Linked DNA regions of Homo sapiens: region 1 is linked to region 2. The links are chromatin contacts, found by Hi-C or POLR2A ChIA-PET in ENCODE. All regions are on one chromosome and are shown on one strand. Each heading gives the region's core, a stretch centred on a gene start or an enhancer-like site at or near the end of the contact. The rest is flanking DNA. Distances are from core to core; before and after follow the strand shown. Region 1 holds the start of IL23R (interleukin 23 receptor). Region 2 holds the start of SLC35D1 (solute carrier family 35 member D1).

What was found. A loop is a pair of places that touch in the nucleus more often than their neighbours do. ChIA-PET counts read pairs that join two places held with the same protein, here RNA polymerase II (POLR2A). Pooled maps may share reads with other maps.
Region 1: a loop to region 2 is called in a pooled map, with 2.8 times the contacts of the local background. The contact joins the promoter of IL23R here to the promoter of SLC35D1 in region 2. A Hi-C loop is called at or near these places in 1 of 37 single-sample maps with no recorded cell type and 8 of 50 pooled maps. POLR2A ChIA-PET finds 5 or more read pairs at or near these places in 10 of 52 experiments (CD4-positive, alpha-beta T cell, CD4-positive, alpha-beta memory T cell, activated B cell and 5 more).

The regions. Positions count from the first base shown.
Region 1 is chr1:67,165,121-67,167,820 of GRCh38, forward strand. IL23R (interleukin 23 receptor) reads left to right here and starts at 1,334. Exons shown (of 11, transcript NM_144701.3): 1 at 1,334-1,421. RefSeq lists an enhancer at 1,086-1,275.
Region 2 is chr1:67,052,723-67,055,422 of GRCh38, forward strand. SLC35D1 (solute carrier family 35 member D1) reads right to left here and starts at 1,426. Exons shown (of 12, transcript NM_015139.3): 1 at 1,089-1,426; 2 at 234-267; 3 at 49-135. The coding sequence starts at 1,291. RefSeq lists silencers at 841-1,050, 1,341-1,530.

The DNA.
Region 1 (2,700 bases), core at 84-2,583, 110 kb after region 2:
ATCACCTGAGCCCAGGAGGCAGAGGTTGCAGTGAGCCGTAATCACGCCGCTGCACTCCAGCCTGTGTGACAGAGCAAGACTCTGTCTCAAAACAAAAACAAAAACAACAACCAAAACCAAAAAACAAAACTACAATTAGATATCACTTCCCACCTTTTGGGGTGCCTATGATAAAAAGACAAGATATAAGTATTGCTGAGGGTACAGAGAAAGGGCAGCCTTGTACACTGCTGTTAGGAATGTAAATTGGTACAGTTATCATGGAAAACAGTGTGAAATAAAAACAATTTTATTTAAAAAATTAAAATAGACCTACCTTAGGATCCAGCAATCCCTCTTCTGGATCTATAGTCCCCCCACAGAATGAAATCAGCACCATGAGAGATATCTGCCTTCCCATGTTCATGAAGCGTTAGTCAAAATAGCCCAAACATGGAAATAACATTTTAAGTGCCTATCAGTGGAATAATTGGTAAAGAATCTGTAGGCTATACAGGAATATTATGCAGCCATAAAAAGGAAGGAAATTCTGCCATTGCGGTAACATAGATGCAACTTGAGGGCATTATGCTAACTGAAATAAGCCAGACAGAGAAAGACAAATACTGCGTGATCTCACTTATATGCAGAATCTGAAATAGTTGAACCCATAAAAACAGATGATAGAATGGTGGTTACCAAGGTTAGAGGGTGGTGGAGGGAAAGGAAGCTATTGGTCGAAGGGCATAAACTTGCAGTTATAAGATGAGTAAGTTCAGGAGATCTGATATACAGTATGGTGACCATAGTTAACAATACTGAATTATACAGCATACTTGAAATTTGCTTGAATGTTCTCTCTGCAAAATAAAGAGTAACTAAATAAGATGAGAGATGTATTAACTAACTTGATTGTATAATAACTTCACAAAATATGTATGTATCAAATCATCATGTTGTATATCATCAAATTGTAGAATTTTATTCATCAATTATATTTCAACAAAGCTGGAAAACTAAAAAAAGAAACAAGTGTATAATTAATAACAATGCTGGTTGTAAATTAAAACTAAGCGTCATATTTTTGGTGTCAAAATGTTTGACATTTTTAAGAAAACATGTATAAGTGTTCTGCCTCTTGGATGAGACCATTTTAAATTAAGCTGTAAAAAAAAAGTACCGACAAAACAGTTCACTTTCAGTAATCTGGATTTCCCCAAATAGTGACACGAGAGCCAGTCATTTCGAATTGGACAGTTTGAGTTCCTCTTCAAGAGTCTGCAATGTAGGTCAGGGCTCTGCTGACATTTCCATTGACCTCAGAAGTGAAAATCTAAAGTGAGTGCTGACAGGCAGGCAGTGAGGAAAGAAGACATGACACAGCCAACAAGGGTGGCAGCCTGGCTCTGAAGTGGAATTATGTGCTTCAAACAGGTTGAAAGGTAAATAGGCAGCGATCATCCAAATACTTAAAGACAGCTATATTTCCTTTTGGAAATACATGGGCCAAGTTGTTTTCTCTTGCAAGTTCTCATGATATTCCATGCAGTGGTTACTGATGAAAAGGGAATCTATAATATTATATGGCATCACATTACTTTAAATAATAATTATTGCATATTTCCATCAGTTAACTTCTAACTAGGAACATTTTTAGGGCTTCTGTTGCTTCTTATGAAGAGAAGAATTACTATTGCTAACAAATAATGAAAGGGATCCCTATATTTCTGAGCCAAGGGGACCCCAGTTTTTTTAAATGTTACTAGATATTTTATGCGATATGATGAGCCATGCATTGCGTTCTCTTGTAGTTTTATAGAAAAAGCTCAGGTTTTATTAAACAGATAAAATAACTGAATAATGTTGATCATTGAGTAAATGAGTTAATTCATGTAACTGATTAATCAAATAGTGTAACTCTAGTTGTAAACTAACAACGGTATTATTAGGAATTTCTATAACGTGTTCCTTTCGCGTTCTCTACAGATGAAAGGCTTTTTCCTCTTTTTTAGGGGGTGCGGGGGACAAGGTCTCACTCTGTCGCCCAGGCTGGAGTGCAATGGTGTGATCATGGTTCACTGCAACCTTCACCTCCCGGGTAGCTGGGATGACCGTCACATGCCACCACACTGGGCTAATTTTTGTATTTTTAGTAGGGACAGGGTTTCACCCTGTTGCCCAGCCTGATCTCGAACTCCTGGGCTCAAGCAATCCACCGGCCTCTGCCTCCCAAAGTGCTGGGATTACAGGCATGAGCCACCACGCCTCCCCAGATGAAACGCTTTTTAGAGTCTCACTGGTGAGAGCACATATTGCTTAATCTCACTTCACTTTTCTTAATTTTGAATCCATTTTCTCTGGGAGTTCTGAAATTTTTGGCTCTTCCCAAGTTTAGCTCATCAAAGACTAGTATTTCTGGAGTGTGATAAGTATGTAACTTTGGCAGGGAGAAGAATTCATCACCAGAAGTTAGCTCAGCCCAGGCACCATGGTTCATGCCTGTAATCCTAGCACTTTGGGAGGTTGAGTTGGGAGGACCGCTTGAGCCCAGGAGTTTGAGGTTACAGTGAGCTATGATAATGCCGCTGCACTCCAGCCTGGGCTACAGAGCCTGGCCCTTGTCTCTAAAAAAATTTAAAACATAAAATAAAAAAAGAAGTTAACTCAGAGGAGGAGGTTTCTGATGAGAAAGGCTAGATTAGGAGGCACTGTAATGGATCA
Region 2 (2,700 bases), core at 176-2,675:
CATACTGACTTCATTTCACAAAATAAAGTATCGCTTTTCTTCTTTTACCTTTCGAGGTACATTTCTGTCAAGGTCAGGAAACTTGACTACTCTGAGCGCCTTTCCCACCCAGAGAACTGCCACTGTGGCCACCATCTGTAAACAAGAGAACACAGATTCACTGTTCTACACATAAAGACACACACAGAAGTTCTAACAACATAAACCACGTAATGGTGAGGATTCCAACTAACCTGGCCAAGTCCAACACATAGTGAGGAGGGAAATCTACAAAAAGGGCAAAGAAAAAAACAAGATCAGAACAAACCTAACTTAGCTCCGTGAATTCAATTTGCACATCGGCAACGTTAATAAGGCATTCCGATACAAGCCACATCAACGTCCGCCCCTAAATCAAACAAAAATCTTGGGAGAAAACTCTCTGCCTGTTGGTTGTCAGTCCACCCCGCTGATGTAGCCTCGGGCGGCCGCTTGTCCCATCTTGTCCGAGTCTACAGTTTCAGTCCGCTGCCTGCAAAGGATTTCTCAAGGCAGTGCAGATACAGATCTCTGCAACGATTTCACACACCTTAAAAAAAAAAACAACCAACTTCTGCCTCTGGGTCCCAGTGTTAGCAAGGGAATAATTGTCTGCTGGGTTGAGGATGCGTACGTCCCCAGAGGCTGTCAGCGGGTGCAGGGGACACTGAAGCCCCGGCCCCCTGTCCAGGCTGCGGAGGAGGGAGGCTTCCCTCGCTCTCCTCCCTGATCGACAGGCATAACGGCTCAAAAGTCACCAAGCAAATCACTTTGCTCCATCTCTCTGAAGGGCAGGGTTTTCGGGGCGGTGCGCCCAGGGCATGGCAGGCGAGCCCCAAATGTGCCGGGCCGGCCGGAGCTCCGCGCAGGGAGCGGACCCCTGCCACAGGCCCGCTCGCCAGGCCGGCTCCGCTGCCCGGGCCGCGCGCGTCAGCCGCCCGCCCTCCCCAGCTCCCGCCCAACTTTGTTCGGCTTTAACTTTGGCAGTCAAAGTCCAGGGAGCCGGCGCCGCGCCGCCGCCGCCGCCCGCTCCTCCTCCGCGGCCTGGGCCGCCGCCGCCTCGGCCCTACCTGTAATTGGTGAGCACGCTCTTATTCACCACCACGATCAGGAAGGAGCTCACGCCGTAAAAGCCGGCGGCCAGCAGCTTCAGAAACACGGTCAGCGTTTCGGCCGACGCCATCCCCAGCTCCTCCTCATCTCGGAGTGTGGAGGATTTCGCGGGGGCTTCTCCTTTAACCCGAGCATGCTGACGTCTATGAACTTCCGCCATGGCTGCCGCAGCAGCGGTGGCCTGGCGGCGGGGCCTAGCGGCTCGGGGGCCTGCAGCGGCAGCTCCCAGGGGACTCCAGGAGTTGGGGACCGCAGACTAGGCCAGCTGCGCGCTCGCCGCCTCGACTCCCCGCTTGGCCGCCGCCTGTCCCCGCCCAGGGGCAGGGACGCCGGGGTTCACACCCCTGGAGACTTTGCTCGGGCATTGTGCAACGCGGGGTCAGAGAGTAGGGCCGCGCCGGGCTTAGCCTGGGCAGGGGTTGGAGAGAGCCTGGAGAAGGGGCAGTGGCGACCCCCCTGCCCGAGGCGGATAAGGAGAAGCCAGGGGAACTACATCGAGACACCAGAGCGCCGGGCGACAAACCACAGACTCCGGGTGACAGTCGCCCTGCGCCTGCGCACGAGCACGCGCTGGGTCTCTCCGCGGGGCGCGTACCTGGGGCGTGGGGAGTCTGGTGGCAGAGGGGCTGGAAGGCCGTATTCTCCGGATAACTGCCGCAACTAAGTGCAGACCCTCCTCCCCTCTGTTACAGGTGGCCGGCCAAGTAGTTACAGTACACTGCGTCTAGACTAATTCTGAATGCTCTTTTAGTCTCTCTTGCAGGGGGTAAAAACCCTTCAAAAGTATCAGATGTGGATCAACAGTAAACACTCAACGAAAATTTCATTCCGCAATGCCTCAGGCTTCTTACATTTTCTGAACCCAGAAAACACCAAACAATACTTTTCAGATTGAGAAGTTTCGTTTGTTTGTTTTAAGAAAAATGTTGACATATCCCAAAAAGTAGCAAGATAAGCAGCTTGGGGATTGGGGAAAGCACAAGGTGTTTGGAGCCTAAAAGACTTGATTTCCAATTGTAGGATTCCTAGAAATGACGACCCCCCCCCCCCCCACCAACACACTCACTCCTTATTGTGTGTCTTGGACCAATTAGATGACCTCCCTGAACCTGATCTCTGTGGATGTGTAGCTAGCAAAGAGCTAGTTTTCGGTAAATGGTAGTCATTATTGTATAACAGAAGCAAATCATTATGATCGGTTTAAGCAAAGAAATTACGTATTGAACTTTAATAGATTAGGAAAGAAGAACTTTGAATTATTTTTCTAAGTGCTTGGTCTGTATCTTTTTAAATTTCTTTTTTTTTTTTTTCTTATTTTTATATTTTGGTAAACCAGGTATAGTGGTTCACACCTGTAATACCAGCACTTTGGGAGCAGGTGGAATGCCTGAGCCCGGGAGTTTGAGACCATGCTGGGCAACAAAGTGAGACCCTCTCTCTACAAGAAAATAAAAAAATTAGCCAGATGTGGTGGCGCACGCCTGTGGTCCCAGCTACTCAGGAGGCTGAGGTGGGAGGATGGCTTGAGCCCAGGAGGTCAAGGCTGCAATGAGCTATGATCATACTACT